Regions from separate parts of the Mus musculus genome. Here region 1 is linked to region 2. A link is a loop called in an ENCODE intact Hi-C map of the cell type or tissue named here. Cell type or tissue: heart. All regions are shown on one strand.

Region 1 (8,000 bases), 160 kb before region 2:
TCACTGGTCTGGAATTTACTTAGTCTGGCTGGCCCCTGAGCTATTTCACCCACACTGTGATTACAAACCCATGCCCCTACATCCAGATTTCTACATGGGTTCTGGGGATCTAACTCAGGTCCTTGTGTCTGTGTTTGGATGGTTGATGAGAGACAGATGGGCAGTGTCCTAGGCTGCATGGCGTGTGGAGAAGAAGGGCGCTGATAGTTCTCCAGAAGGCTGTGGGGCCCTGTCAATATCTTCAATATCATCATTGTCTACTTCTTCTTTCAAGGCCAGCAATTCGCATCTTTGTTGTTGGGGAGGTCCCCAGGCAGGCTGTCACTGGTGTGCTATGTGATCCTATTCCCCTGTGTGACTCTTCTCAAATCTCTTGCTGTAACTCTCTCCCCATTTGAAGGGATTGCTTTTGGATAGGTGCGCTGTCTAATTAATTTTGTGGTGTTCATTGTGTGATGTTATCCCAGTATGAATCTATTGCAGGCACAACTAGGAGACTCTGTGGATGCAAGAGTCAGTCACACAGCACTTCTGAGATGATGTGTCCTTTGTACACAGGAAGACTCAGAAATACGGGTGTCACCTAGGATGCACTGGGAAGCAGGGTGTGATAGGCAACTTTTGAGCTCTGCTAACATGAGAATTAATTAATTGTCTGGTGAGGGTTTGTACCACAGATGTGATGAACAGGGGCCTTGACTGGATTGTTGCAATATAAGGGGCAGGGATGGGCTGCATAAAAAACAGGGGCAGGCCATAGTCCTCAGATAATCAAGCTCCTGAGAGCAGCGATCTGGCTCCTAGTCCCATCTCAGGGTGAGGTGCTTGGAGAGACTCCTGACCTTGACCCATTCCTTCTGCTTCTCTTAGCCTTTCAGCTGCATATATCCTACCAGATTCATTTCCCACCATGCTTTGCATCTCTGCCATTAGCAGCAATGTGAGGGAGACTGCAAATCTCTTAGGGTAGGTAGTTCTGGGGAACAGAGGCAAAGCCGGTGATGTTGAAGTTAGCTGGCTTGGTGGATGGACAAGGTTCAGGACCTCCTGTGTGGTGCTTCCTGAGCCCCTGGGAGAGTGCCATGGTTGTATTAGGATTTCCTACTTGCCTCTCTGGGTCTCTTTCCTCTGACTCTGGCTGTGGCCGGGACATCCTTCCAATGCAGCTTCTACCCAGCTAGACCAGGCCATTCACAACTTACCGGTGTCGTGTTTGTGAATGCTCTGTGTCTCTCCTCTTAATGTTCAGGCATGCTCATTACAGAGTGCTCAGAAACCAAGCGCACACAACTCACACATACATTGCATGTCTCTATCCCTCTAATATCATGGGCCTGCAACTTTTGCTAACGCATTTGAGAGGGTCTTCTATGCATCATCTAACATCACCCTTAAATAGCCTGCTCGGTGTCTTTCTTGTTTCCCATTCTGCACCCTCTTTACTGCCTGCTGTAGGGTGAACTCTGCTCTGGCCAGTGCCTGCAGCCCTTGCTCTACCTTCACTTGGCACCCAGGACTCCTTTCCTGAGTACCAGCAACTGGGTTTGTGCCTCTTCCTGGGGTCCTACTCACAGCTGGCCTGCAGTGGTCTTTTGACTTTATTGAAACTTCTGCAGTTGTGATTTGTGCTTCTATGTCTGTGTGTCTGGTTATACCTGACACTGGGCTACAAAAGGGGTTTCTTATCTAACTCTGGGGGAAGCTCCCCAGGAATACACAAGTACTGAGTTCCTCCTCCTTCATGGTGGCCACCACAGCCCCTATCTTTGATGCTTCCCTGGTACAAAAAGCTACTGCAATTCTTGATCTTTGACCTGAGAAAGTTGATCCCAGCCTTCATTAAACTTGACACCCTCCAGACCCGGTCCCAGAAATGCCGAAGCAAACACTTCTGGACTCTAACCATAGAGATATTCTTTTTTCCTTCCTTTTTCTTAAGGGTTCCTCTAGTCTCCACATGCTATTTACAGAAAAGAAAGCCGAGGACATGAATGATTGGGTTGTCAATTAGCTAACTTACTGATTTCAAACCTCCTGCTTTTTCTGCCACCCTACTCAGTGTCACTAAACGTGGCCAAGCCATACTTTTTCAGGTGCACAGCCTTCAACTCAGAGGCTTCTGGGAAGGCCAGCTCTGGACTTGGGGTTCTTTCTTTTTTTTCTTCTGCCCAGTTCATGTGTGTGTGTGTGTGTGTGTGTGTGTACATGTGTGCACACGTGTGCATACACATACACACTCACAGGGTGGGTTGGGAGAGTGTGGTCTTTGTTGGGTAACTATTTTTGAAGACCCTTCTGCAGCTGTATAGCAGCTTTATAGAAATCTATGTGTCAGGGGTAGTGCTCCTAATGTAGGGGCCATATCTGTACCCACATTTTTAGTGATTGAATTCCATGGAAATCTCCTAGCTATAAAGATGCTGCCTTAAAATAAAAAAAAAACCCTAATAAATAATTTGTTGTAACCTCAGGATATCACATTACCACATTACTTATTATGGAACTAGGGTACTATTCAAATTGCTTGTTTACAACATTAAAATAAATAGTGGTTTGGGCAATTTTGCAGAGCAGAGGATGTGTTTCCCACCATATCCCCCCTCCCCTGCCCCTGTTGCTGTCTCATCCCCCACCCTCAGCACACCCTCTCTCCCTTCTGGCTCAGGGTTCTTTTCTCAACTGCAATGACTCCATTATGCTATTAAAGTTCAGGGTGTGTGGAGAGCCTGAGCCCGGAAGGCATTTGGCAGCCTTGGTTTTTCATCTTGTCTAATACCTGTGGCCCCCTGTCTATGCTAACATGTGACTGCAAGCATTCTATAGGATCTTCCAGTTAGTTGTCCCTTGAAGGTCACTGGCCTCTGTCCCTCTTATGGCCACTCATCTAGCCCCTCTCAGATCTTCGAGGTCGGGGGCATCAGGCAACACAGAGGAAGAAATATCAAGTATAACAAATGGCAGCCCGGACCCCCAGGTAAGGAACAGAGCAGGGTCAAAGGCATTGGAGCAGGAGCTGTCTGTCCTTCCCTGGCTCACCCAGGGCTTGGACCTCAGTCTGTGAAGTGCCCCTGGCTTAAGCCCCAGTAATTGGGTAGGATTGCTGCCATCTGATGAGTCATAATTAGGATAAGGCAGCTCTAGTAGGAGCCTTCTTATGGGGCTGGGGTCAGGGACTAATAACTAGCAAGAGAAGGTGAGGGTTTTGTTGATGCCTGTAGTCTCTGTTGGGGACTGGGGCAGGAGGGGGGGCTAGGGGGAGGGGAGAAGACCCAAACCCATTCCTGCATGTTTCTTCCAGAGGCACCAAATCTTCCCCTCATTTGCTTCAGTGACCTCTCAAGTGCGTCCTCGCCCCGAGGGCTCCAGGCCGTCCAGCAACTGTTAAGCCCCTTGGGTTGAAAATCTTCTCCCACGTTTGCCCTTAACACCAGACGCAGAACCATTAGCCTCAGCTGTACTGGTGCTCATTAGAGGCGATCGATGGGGAGCGGGGATAAAGAATGCTGCTGCCCTCCCAGCTCCCTTCCTGCAGATTTACAGGCGTTCCCACGCACTGCCTCCCATCAGTCACACACAACAAGGGCTTCTTTAGAAAACAAAGGCAAAGCGGGAAAGCGCCGGGGAAGTACATATTTGTCTGCTTGGTCTCTGGATGTCAGTGAATGTCTCAAAGAAATGTTATTGTCCCTGTGATATGGAAAGTACCCGGCTTTGCCTTCACAGCTTCTGAGCCTGGGAGGACAGGAGAAGAGTGTTCCTCAAGGCTTGCATTAGCGAGTCCTCCCTATAAGAAGGAACCACGGTTATAGATTTGGGGAGCAAGGCTGAGGAGCAGTACCCGTCCAGACTCTAGTGACCCCAGGAAGCACGAGGTGGTGGGTGGAGTTCTGGATCTGGCCAGAAGGTGTTGCCAAAGAGCCTGATAACTTCTGCCTACTCCACTCTGAGTTTGGGGAGTACAGCCTCGGGGGACTGGAAACTGGGAGCCTGCCCCCCAGGGGACAAGGCTGGAGCCTCCTCTCCCTAGGCTTCTAGAGATCAGCAGCTTTTAGAAGAACTAGGCCAAGTCGCCTCTAGGGTGGGTGGGTGGGGGTATCAGTGGCTTTTAGGGCCTAGGAACAACTGTGACCTCTCCTATGTGTGGGGATCACAGCCCAGTCTTGTCTCCTGTCCCCTCCCCTCCCTTGATCCTTGTTCCCTTCTTCTCAGCTAGGTTGGTAGTCTCCCCCACACCCCCCACAGTTACCACATCTATCCTTCTTTACCTGCATTCCCTGGCAGGGACCAAAAAAGTGAGAAGGCAGCAAAGATTCAAGGGTGGAGTGGGGGCCACCATAGCACACACGGGTGGCAAACACAGGGCATGCTGTCCGCACTGCACAGAGGACAGTGTGGACTGAAGAGCCAACCTGGACCAAGGAGAGACCATTTGGTTAAGGAAGGAGAGATCCCCAGGGAGATTCCTGGAGAAGATGCTCCTGAGCAAAGAGGCTGCTAGCCAGGAGACCACAGAGAGCACATCTGGACCCCACCAGCCTGGCAGAGAATGGACAGTCACTTCCTGGAAGTGTGGGATTCCCAAGCACTCAGGAGGAGCCTGAGAAAGAGCAGGCCCTGACCCTAGCCCCATAAGAAGGATCCTACTAGAGCTGCCTTCATATGTGGTGTGCTGCTGGGACAACCCAACCACACATTTAGAGAAACTTTCCCTCGGATCCTCATCTTGTGGCTGAAATGTTTGTCTAGTGGCAAACTACGGACAAACTCAATGATAGGACAAAAATAAGCCTTTTCCTACAAGGCCTCACATGGAGAACACCATGTGTCATAGACAATTCTCTGAAACCTTCTGTGAATAAGGAGCGGAAAACTCCAGAACATTTCTAGTTCCTATTTTTCATTTTAAAACCTTTTTCTTAAAAAACATATATTTATTTAATTCTTAATTATGTCTATGTGTCTTGAGTGTACTATATGAGAACCTGAGTGCAGTTGCCCATGGAGGCCAGTAGACTGCTTGACATGGGTGTTGGGATGCTGGGAACCAGACTCCTGATCTTATGACTAAAATGTCAAAAGAGAAAATTGCAGCAGGGCGTGAGAACAAACACGCATACTAGACAGCCCTGAAGGAGAACACTCAGTAAAGGGAGCAGATAGAACCATCACCGAGCAGTATAAAGGAGTCTCCTAGCACCAGACAAAGTTGGGCTAGTGAGAGAGTTCAGTGGGTAAGGGCATTTGCCACTAAGCCTGATGATTGAGTTTGTCTGTGGAAGCCCTGAGGGTAGGAAGAGAAAACCAACTCCTGTAATCTTCACTGCTTAGCGTGGACGTGTGTAGATACAGACATACATGCGCACCCCAAAATTTTAAAAATGAACATAAAAATCATGGACTTGAGTTTGAAAGACCATTTAATACATCATATAATTTGAAAGGCCATTACATATAGTTTTTTATCTTGTGCGTATGATCAACTCCACCAGGTGCCCGCCAGCTACTTCCTGGGCATAATGGACTGCAGCTTGGAGCTGTGAGCTGAAGTTAGCCATTCCACCTCTAAGTTACTCTGGTCAGGGCATTTTACCACAGCCACAAAGTGAAGGCAGAAATTGGTACCAAGACATGGGATCACTTCTATGATAAACCTGTGTGGTTTTGAAACCTTTGGAACTGTGTTGGAGGAGGAATGAGGAAGAATTTTGTACACTGGGTAGATAAGTCTTTAAATCCTGGAAACAGAGCTCCCTGGGCTGCTCAAAGAAGAAAAAGACTGCTGAGAGACATGTGGGCAGCAAGGGCCTGGCTCACGAGGTTTCAGAGGGAATTAAGGACTCTTTCAGGAACTGAGCTGGGCACCTTCTATTGGATATTTCTGTCAAGCATCTGCTTTCATTCTACCTGCTTCCTGTGACCCAGAGAAGCTGAATTGAGAGACGACGGGCTGATTTGTTTAGCAGGATGATATTCAAGATGGTGCTGAAGAAGCTGCTGTAATTAAGGAGAGAGATCAGCACCGTTGTGGAGGAGTTTCCGGAGCTGCATTGGAAGAATGGGAGAGGTGCCCCGAGAGCAAAACCTCATTCATCAGAGGATCTACTGTGTAAAAAAGATTCAAAATTCTTTCAAGGAAAAAAGCCTAAGTTAAAGGATTCCATTGCCCCACTTCCCCAAAAGTATTTCCCTAGGGTCAGCACACAGAAATTGATATAGCTGTGGTCTAAGCAGGCCAGGCTACATTTTGAGCTGGCAGCAGAAGTTGACAGTGTTGTGTTACACGTATGGAACTGGTTCTGAACACGTGAAAAATGCAAGATTGAGCGGGTTCAGTCAGGAGAGCAGCAGAGGCCAGATACTGTGTGGAAGGGTTGGGTCCCCACAGAGAGCCCGGAGGAACTGCTGGGTGAGGTTGTGAAGGTGAAACCTTCAGTTGCAGACCCCAGAATATTGGAGATGTCAGAGCTGTGGGTCATTGGCCTAGGAGACCTGTATGTGAGGAGTAGTGCGAATCAGAGGGAGAGCTGTGCCAGGCGGCGTGCTGGGCAGTAGGCGTGCTGGACAGTACGGTTACCCAACTACTTTTGAACCCAGTTGACTACATTACAAGCTCCAGATACTGGGCAGGAAGTTGCAAGATTTGTTCTGCTGGATTTGGAGGTTTTTTGTTTTTGTTTTTGTTTTTTTGTTTTTTTTTTAAAGTCTTATCTATGACCCAGGTTTTCTTTTTTTGGAGTAAGAATATTTACTTTATGTTGTTATATATTGAAAGTATGAAACTTGTTTTTTTACTTTATAGGAACTCATGTTGGATTTTTAAAATGTTTGATTTCTTAAAGACTGTGGGGACTTTTAGAGTTGGGCTATATTTAACATGATGAGACAAACACACAGCCTTGGGGAGAAGCGGTAAAAAGTTATGGTTATGTGACATCTGTGTGCCAAGTCAACCAGAGGTGGGGGGTTGTCATAGTTATGATTGTTGATTTGAAACAATGTAGAATTATCCAGGAAGAGATTCTAAGTGAGGGACTGTCTAGATCATATTAGTCTGTCTGTGGGGATTATCTTGATTACATTAATCAAAATGAGAAGACTTGCCCACTGTGGGTGATACCATTCCCTACTCAGAGGATTCCAAACTGCATAAGACTGGAGAAAGTGAGCTGAGCCACCGTGTGTGCATTCCTTCTCTCTGTTCTTGACTGTGGATGTTACTAGCCGCTTCAAATTCTTGTGTCTTGCCTTTCCCATAGTGATGAACTGCAGCATGGAATGTGAACTAAAACAAAGTCTTTCTTTCTAAAGTGCCTTTGTTAGGCTGTTTTTACAACAGGAGACAAAACTAAGACAACTGGGAAAATAGCTTTAGTAACTTTTAAACTAAAAAAGAAATGTATGGAAAAGTTAAAAACAAAACAAACAAAACCAAACAAACAAACAAACAAAACAAAACTAGTCAGGCACAGTGGCATATATCTATAATGTCAGAGCTCAGGAGACCAAGAGAGGAAGTTGATATTGGCTATATAGGAGCAGCTTGTATAAATTAAGAAAAACAAACTTGTAAGATAAAGACATATTTGGATAAATGAAAAATACTACCTAGAAAGTAAAGTGTTCATATTAAATCAGAGTTTAAGCAGTTAAATTTCAAGGTTTTTGTTGTTGTTGTTTTTGTTTGTTTATATTTTTACTTTTGTATTGGTAGAAAGCAGAATTCATAGATGTTTAAGAATCATAAAACCTCATGTGGAAAATATAGTTATTAAAATATAAAATGTATAGACAAATGAAAGATAGGGGAAAAGTCTACAGTGTCACAATTAGGATAGGGTGAGTTCAATATGGAACAGTTGCACAGGACAACTTGGAAAACAGAACAGGGACAGAAAAAATGGGCCATAGGTAAAGGAGTTGGCATTTCACCAGGGTTAATGAGCGAGCCTTGCATCATCAAAGGAGGAAGACAATGTATGTGGTCTATCTGTAGGGACTGA
Region 2 (8,000 bases):
CCGCACTTATGCACCATTCACTATTCGCATTATTTTTGGAACCTGACTGAAGGCGGAGGGAAGGACGGAGGTGGAAGTGTGACGCTGGCTTCCATTGTTCTGTGTTGCTTTAAGATGCAACTGTAAGTAAAACGCAAAAGTAAGCGACTGCCTGCTGATGTAAACACTAAGTCACCCAACAATGCCGGGCAGAAGCTCAGGTGAGCTCAGAACACTGAGCACAGGGAAGCCAGGCAGCAGTGGACCCAGGGTCACAGGACCTTGAGTTCTGTGAAGCCTCTGCTGAACTGGCTGCCCTGAAATTAAATCCTCCACTCCAGCACTCCTCCCCTGCAGCAGGAGTGTATTCTTAAGGGCTTTCAAACTTTTTTTTTTTCTGGCATGAACTGTGTAATTCTTCTACTTTTTTTTTAATTTAAAAAAAAATGGAGGAGAGTGAAGACTGAGCAATGTGATCTTCCCAGAGATAGGAAGCCAGGATACAAGGGCTCTTTGTTCCCACCCTTGAAGCCCCAGGACTTCTGTCAAAGCCAGAAGCTCGCCTGAAATGAAATCGGTGCAGGCATTATTCTGCTTCATTTACATTTGGCCTGTCTGCCTTCTGACCTGCGTGGAGGAAAGCACCATTATGTACAAAATGCAAATGCAAGAAAATAGAAATAATAGGTCCGATCAGAGAACAGGACCAGACCGCTTCCTTAATTCTACGGTCAGGATTTTGAGCTGTGTTCCAGTAAATTCTGAGCCTCTGCTCATTGTCTCTTACAATTTGAATCACTGCTCCTGTGAGGTTTATTTCTCTTCCCAGGTTTTTTTTTTTTTTTTTTTTTTTAGTTCAACTTACACATCCCCCCAATACAAACTTCCTCAGATGCTAAGTTGTGCCAACTGTAGGAGCCGGCCCTTAGAAACCCCCCAGGAGATGTTCAGCCCTCTTAGGCACAGGGACAGCTATTTTCTTGAACACTTGCAGCATTCGAATTGATGAAGAGATTTTTACAAACAAATACGGAGCCTTCCCAGCACCTCCAGGTAAGTAACTGCTGGCCTTGACCTTCCTCACTCTGACTTTAGGGCTGGGCAGCCAGTTTGGAACTCACAACGCTTTTAGTATAAAAGTCCACAAGATCTTTTTCTCTTTTCTCTTTGGTTTACTTTCGTGTCATTTTAATTATGTCCCATTTAAGTTGAACATTCTCTTAGCTACATTGTATATACTTAAAAATCTTTTTATTGATTCTTTATGGATTTACATCATACATTCCAATCCCACTCATCTGTAGTATCATAGAGACTTTTTTCTCCTGCTTCTTGAGAACAGGACACCCAACCTTGGGGCAAAGCTATAGGGAAACAGACCACCTTGTGCAGAAATTAAAGCTACACTAAGCCTCAGAAATGAATTGGCATCGTAACCATACTAAGACCTGACCCGAGGCAAACAATGCATCACCTGGTTGGAGATACAACCCAAAGTAGATTTGAGGGATGTTTAAAAGGGTGTCTTTGAGTTTTTGGTTTTTTTTTTTTCTGGTTATTTACCAGGAATTGATGTAACCTTGTCTCAGAGCACCCATCCAGGCAGCCCATGGACTCTGCATGAACCATCACACTCCTGGAACTGTTAGCAAGGTCTCCAGAAAGAAGAGAAGACTCAAAGAAATGGGGCCAATAATCTATTCTTCACTGGATTTTTTGATTGTGAGCTCCCAGCCATTCTAAGATTCTGAGATGAGGAAAAATTGCAGAATAAAATTACAAAACAAACAACAAAACTAGTGGCTTGGAGATCCCACAAACTAGACTGCTTAAACTCCCCCACTCCATGCCTCCGGGGAAGGCTTGGGTCTTGAACTCGTTGTGAAATCTTCAAACACATAATAAGAATTAATCACCATCCTTTCTCTATTTTAACAGCTGTTGACTGACTCCCTCCCTCGCCCACTGCAGCTGTGCTAGAGTCCGCTCGCCCTTTGCTGACATCATAATCCCATTACAGCTGGGAACTTGCACACATAAAATGCAGATTTAAGCTTATTTTGAAATAACTTATACTTGTTAATTGTTCCAATCTATATCACAAGCAGGAACTTGCAGCTCTCATCTGGCGGTCCAGGTCTTCATACCAGCAGAGGGAGAGCTTCCTCCTTCCTTGTCTGGGTTATCACAAGTACCCCATTTCCTAGCCAGTCCAGGCAGCTTCCAAGCCACAGACACACTTGTGGCCTGAACTCATCCAGAAGTGACAGCTGTCCATCTGCCCCTTGCTCCTCTCTCCCTCCAGATGCACCCTCGTGGGTGTCAGAGAGAGAGAGAGAGAGAGAGAGAGAGAGAGAGAGAGAGAGAGAGAGAGAGAGAGAGAGAGAGAGAACCTCGCAAGCAGGTGAGCCTCAGAAGGCACAACACAGATGCAGAGGCCACTCTGGACCTGGCTGGCTCTAGTTCCCCAGAGAACCCCGCCCCCCAGCACTGTATTCTTGGCTTGCAAGTCAAGTGGGAGAAATTGATTTCCTGGTTTGATGTGTGTGCTCTTTCAATGAGACACTCACTTGACCAATCCCCACTCTGTCCTTCGGTTTGACCTTCATTTTCACACAAGTTCATGCCTGGCCCGAAGCTTGACACATGAATTTCGTCAGACTGCAATGATGGAGGTTAACAAATCCAAGGAAAAGTAATTTGCATGCTTGAATGTGTGTGCCATGCTTGCTTTCAAGGGGGGGCAGAGGGAGCAGACTCTAGCTTGTTGCTTCTCAGCTCCGTGCTATCCGGTGGGTGCGGCTGTTGTGACTGAGGCAATAACAGATAATTATTTTGTCCTTTTCAAAATGATCAGAACATGCATGGGAGAAGTAGGATGGGAAGTATCTAATCTACTGCACCAATGCTAGAAAGTGACTTAGCATTTCTTTTTTTATTATCTCATGTTTATAGGCAGGATCCTCTCTGATGATTTCCAGTAGAGACTATGCCTACTGACACCTTACAGTACAAAGAAGAGACCTGCTTATATTTTGAAATTGTTCTGAATGGAATTTTTTTTTGGTTAAAAGGCTCTCCTCCTCCTATGTTTTTAATGTAATGGTTTTGGCAGCCCCATCTGCTGTTTGTTAGTGGAAGTGTCTAGTTAAGAAATAGGAAAGATCTGTGCGGTGCTCCCCCCTCCCCCTTCCTCTTGGTAGCCTTATGGGGTTTACAGTACAGGTCCAGTCCTTGTTCTTACGGAGGCGAGTTGAAAGGTCTGGCAAGGCTTTGGAGACATAGGAACTCAGGATTCCCCAGCCTGCCAAGTCAATAGTGTCAATAATGAAAACCTTGAAGGATGCCAAGGAACAGACACTTGGTTCACTCTGCTCGCTCAGCAGAATGAGCTCCTGAGCCCAAAAGGATGTCTTTGTCTAAAAAAGAGGGAAAGTTGATGCTTGCTGTCTTAGTGACAGTTTTACTGCTGTGAACAGACACCTTGACCAAGGCAACTCTTAGAAGGACAGCATTTAATTGGGGCTGGCTTACAAGTTTAGAGGTTCAGTCCAGTATCATCAAGGTGGGAACATGGTATCGTCCAGGCAGGCATGGTGCAGGCAGAGCTGAGAGTTCTACATCTTCATCTGAAGGCTGCTGGCAGAAGACTGACTTCCAAGCAGCTGGGATGAAGCTAGGGTTTTAAAGCCCATACCCACAGTGACACATTCCAACAAGACCACACCTACTTTAACAGATCATACCTTCTAAAAGTGCCACTCCCTGGGCTGAGCATATATAAACCATCACACTCATCGACCCCTACCAGCCGTGGGAAGGTAGATATTGACAAACTTCCTGAGAGGCCCCACAAGAGGCAATCAGATTGATGTTCCCACCCCTTCCCAGAATGAAGACTCCCCAGAGGTGAGCCCCATAGCCCTCAGGTTCCCCTCTTTTGGCATCATTCACCATCACTTGTTGCTGCCATACAGGAGGTTTTATTCCAGTGATGTAGTACCAAGCCCAGCATGCCTGATCAAAGAATATGGAGTCCCAATTTGGCTGGGAAGTGTGTCAGGTACATTCTGCCCAAATTGCCAAGTGTCATTTCTATTGGCAATATTTAACTGGACCTGGTTCTCATCGACAGCCTGCATCTAGTTGTCCTGTCCCCTCTTGTCTGGTTCTGACAGAGCTGCAGGTTACTAAGCAGGGGACATTCCATAGACATGGCAGACCCTGATCGTTTTGTTCACATTCTACATCTAAAAGCAACTAGCAGGACAATTGCAGGGCCTGAGCTGGAAGCCCGTCAATAGACTATAAGCATAAATATTTAGGATCCTAAATGAAAGGACACCCCCTTGCCACTCACCTCTCAGCATGAGGTTTACTGTTTTACGTAGTGCTGGCTCAGAAATGCCTTCTCCAAGCCTAGTGGGTAAAGCAGGGCATTCCTGAGTCCACACTACTTACGTTTAGAGTAGGGTTGTACACTGGACACAATGAGGGCTGAAGGAACCAGGACTAAGAACACTCACTGCCAAGACGTGCCTAGAAAGACACTCTCTGTGCTAGAGAAAGCTAGTAAACAGTCTGGACACATGCAAGTACACACTCAGATTTGCACGTATCAACTTATTAATATACACTTAGCTAGATGAACCTTAATTGAATCAGCTGCTGTTTGGAGGGGGAGCTGCAGAAAGGCTTTAGAGTAGTTGTATATTTGAAGTGGCATGTGCCTCAAATTTGCTATAGTTTGTACTTTACACACGTGGCAGTGGCTATCCCAGGTCCCTTAGTCCCAAGTTCCCACCCCTGCAGCATGTTCTTTCATCCAGTCGGTAAATAAGCAGTCCCCATGGCCCCTACACAAACGCCACTGCATGGATCTGCCATTAAGAGAACCTGTTAGGGGAGGAAGCATGTCCCTATCCCAATGTCCTCTGCCCGACTATTTGGGATCGGGGACTCTTGTGGCTCCAGAACCAGGTCTTTGGATTCTCTTGGTACACATTATGGTTGTGTCCATCTGTGTTCAGTGACTTGTCTTGAAGTCTCCATTTATGTCACTGATTTCATTTCACACTTAAGCAAACTATATTCCTTAATAGACCCAAAGAAGGAAGAAGGTGCACTTTTGGACTGTCACAGCCTAGTGACTGGAGCAGCCTCTGGGTGAGACCAGGCAGGGAGTGAACACATGGGGCTTCACTCTTGGTGGTTTGGGGAATAGTGTTCCACGGACAGCTGGTGTTGTCTTTGGGAGATGGCTAACTCAGAAGTCTTCTGTGATATGTGGACTGTCCATCCATACAGGGACCCTTGTGACCACAGTCTAATATTAAAGTTTCCAGGGACAGTTGTCCGGACGTGGAAGCCATCAAAGCAATTTAAGAGACACCTGGTTGTCCTTGCTGAAGTGAAACTTCCTTCGTGAGACCTTTATTTAATACAGAAATTAATTATCCTGAAGATCATAGCCTGAGCCACATTTTCCAAAAAGAGTGAAGCTACATTCCACATAATAATGACACCTGAACTTCACATCTGGAGTTGAGAATTAGGGGGAAAAAAGGTGAACAAAAAGGGATGGGAGGGAGGGGTAAAGTGGGAAAGAAAAAACAGAGAACAGGTGAATCAAGAGAACCCACAGCAAGTAAACTCATGAGTTTACCTTCCATTTCTTCTGTGTGTAGCATTTCTTAGCCATAGTCGTTGGTTCTGTAACCCCACCTTATCATAAGGTCATAGAACAACTACCATACCTAGATCATTGCCCTTATGTTCTTCATGCTCCATCCAAGGATATCAACACATACTTAGTGAGACAGGATAGTTAAAAATGCTTCCCAGCCCAGACTGTTCAATGGTCTCTGTATGGTGCTCTGTATGTTACAAGCTGAGGACCTTTAGCTGCTGACCCACATGCAGCATTCCCAAGGAGGCTTCAGGGTTGTGGTGCCTCTGTTATCTTCTCAGTTTGTGCCAAGCATTGTTTCTTTTAAGCATCTTTTAGAGGGTTCAAACCTTTGGGTATTTTCCTGAACTCTCTGACCCATTTCCTTTTTTATGAACGATATTGGCAAACAACTTCCATAAATAAAGTCTTCATGGATGTCCATCATGTTATTTTGAGAATCTATATTTTGAAATAATCTTGGGTATATAACTTTGTTTTATTTTGATGAGGAGTGTAATTACAGAGAATTTTTAATAAGTGTTGTTTCCCATTAATGATCTAAAAGGTTCAGGTTTAGTGAGATTTTATTAAAAACATATAAATAGATTTATGCATTCATTTTGGCATGATTCTTTGTGAAACTGTGAATATAATTAAAGTGAGCACTGGTTCAGTCTGTGAGCTGTCACTTTGGTATGTTTCTCCAACAAAAGTAGATTAATATAGCAACAGAAAAAAAAAAAAAAAAACCTCCTGCTGTAGCATTAGGGAAGTCTATGATATTGGCCATAATTCTTGATGTTAAGTAGACTTAATTACCAACCATGGAGGACATCTTAAAATAAACTCCAGAAACAGACCCAGAGGTGAAAGCCCAGGGTCTACTCTGAGGAGCTTATAAACCCAGACATAGGCCAATGAAGGTGCTTGTTTCAAAGTCTGGTAACCTGAGTTCAATCCCCAGAACCCACATGGTGGAAGGGGAGAACCAATTCCTGTAAGTTGTCCTCTGACCTCCACACACAGACTGTGGCCCATGTACACCCCTCCTCCCACACACTAATTGATTAATTAATTTATTGGTTGATTAAAGATGGAAGCCAAGCATTTGCTTGGCAAAGACTTTCAAAGACTATCTCCCCCTACTCTTTACCCTGCCCACAAGTGGCTGGGAGTTTTGGCAGCTTTATTTCATCAGTGGCCTTCCAGGGTAGTCTGTGAAAGAGGAAAAGCTGAACAAGATGACTCTGTTTGGTGTTAGAAAACCACCAAGACATCAGGTTGGAGCCAAAGTGGTGCTGAGGTCTTTCCCAGTCAGAGAAACCGAGATAGGCTTCAATTTTTGTGTCCTGCAGTACTTCTTCTGAGCATGTGGATAGAGCAGCATTCTAAAATTAAGAATGAGATTCCAAAGGGAGCTAGAAATTCAATATCCCACCCCCATCTTGCTTGTATTTGATGTGAAAAGACCGTAGCCTGTTCTTCTAGAGCCTATAATTGAGATTTTGTTCAACTGGATTTTAAAGAAAGATGAAAATTGGTTCTCTTTATAAATCTTCCTTTCTTGTAACACATGGGCTCTCAACCTGTAGGTTGGGATCCCTGTAAGGATCCTTTCACAGGGGTCGCCTAAGGCTATCAGAAAACACAGGTGTTGACATTACGATTCAAATAGTACAAAAATTACAGTTATGAAGCAGCAACAAAAATAATTTTATGGTTGGGCTCATCAAAACATGAAAAACTGTATTAAAAGGTAGCAGCATTAGGAAAGCTGAGAACTACTGTTGTAACAAGAGAAAGTGATCGATAACTGGTAAAACTGTTTAAAGTACATAGAAGATAGCCTATCGAAAAAAAATTAAGTATTTTTCAAATAATTTCTATGTTTTCTTTTAAGGAACTACATCTCTGCTGGAAAAAGGAGATGCCATTTCTTGAAAAGGGCAAACAGACAAGGACAGTTTAATGCAGATTTGGAGTAAGTCAGGCTACATGTCAGCAAATGGGGATAGGGCTGTCAATCAGTGAGCTAGTTCCCACAGCCACCAACAACAGCCAGTTTTTTGTACTCTAGTTGAAGAGATGAAGACACAAAGTAATGAGTGCTTTAAAAAGGTATTTCCCTGCTCCTAAGTAAGAGCCCATGAAGTTGTTATCTTCTTTCTCCTTGAATAAATTTAAAAAGAGAGAGAGTCTTTGGAAGCTCTGTTAGGATCCGGAGCATAGGTTCCATGGCAGACACTAGGGCTTTTCAGCTGCTAATTCATCTACAGCCACCAGGGTGGTTTCTAAGACATAGACCATGGAGCCTCCTACAGACTCCCGGGGCTTATCCAAGACAAAGTCT

What was found. Peaks named below come from ENCODE experiments on the same cell type or tissue, not always from the same donor. Only the 100,000 strongest peaks of a DNase experiment are listed, where the experiment ranks them.
Region 1: it touches region 2 in a loop (2.8-fold over the local background); 4 of 42 quality-filtered maps call a loop at or near these places.

The regions. Positions count from the first base shown.
Region 1 is chr7:135,885,633-135,893,632 of GRCm38, forward strand. No RefSeq gene overlaps it. Among named protein-coding and RNA genes, the nearest start is that of 6330420H09Rik, 36 kb to the left of the region's middle. In heart, a CTCF peak has its summit at 3,897 (motif pointing right); a DNase peak (open chromatin) is centred at 3,889; H3K4me3 peaks cover 649 bases; H3K27ac peaks cover 1,754 bases; H3K27me3 peaks cover 1,841 bases.
Region 2 is chr7:136,047,201-136,055,200 of GRCm38, forward strand. Gm51502 (predicted gene, 51502) reads left to right here and starts at 870. Exons shown (of 2, transcript NR_169162.1): 1 at 870-1,032. In heart, CTCF peaks have their summits at 3,087 and 7,954; no DNase peak of the experiment used is centred here; H3K27ac peaks cover 340 bases; H3K27me3 peaks cover 361 bases.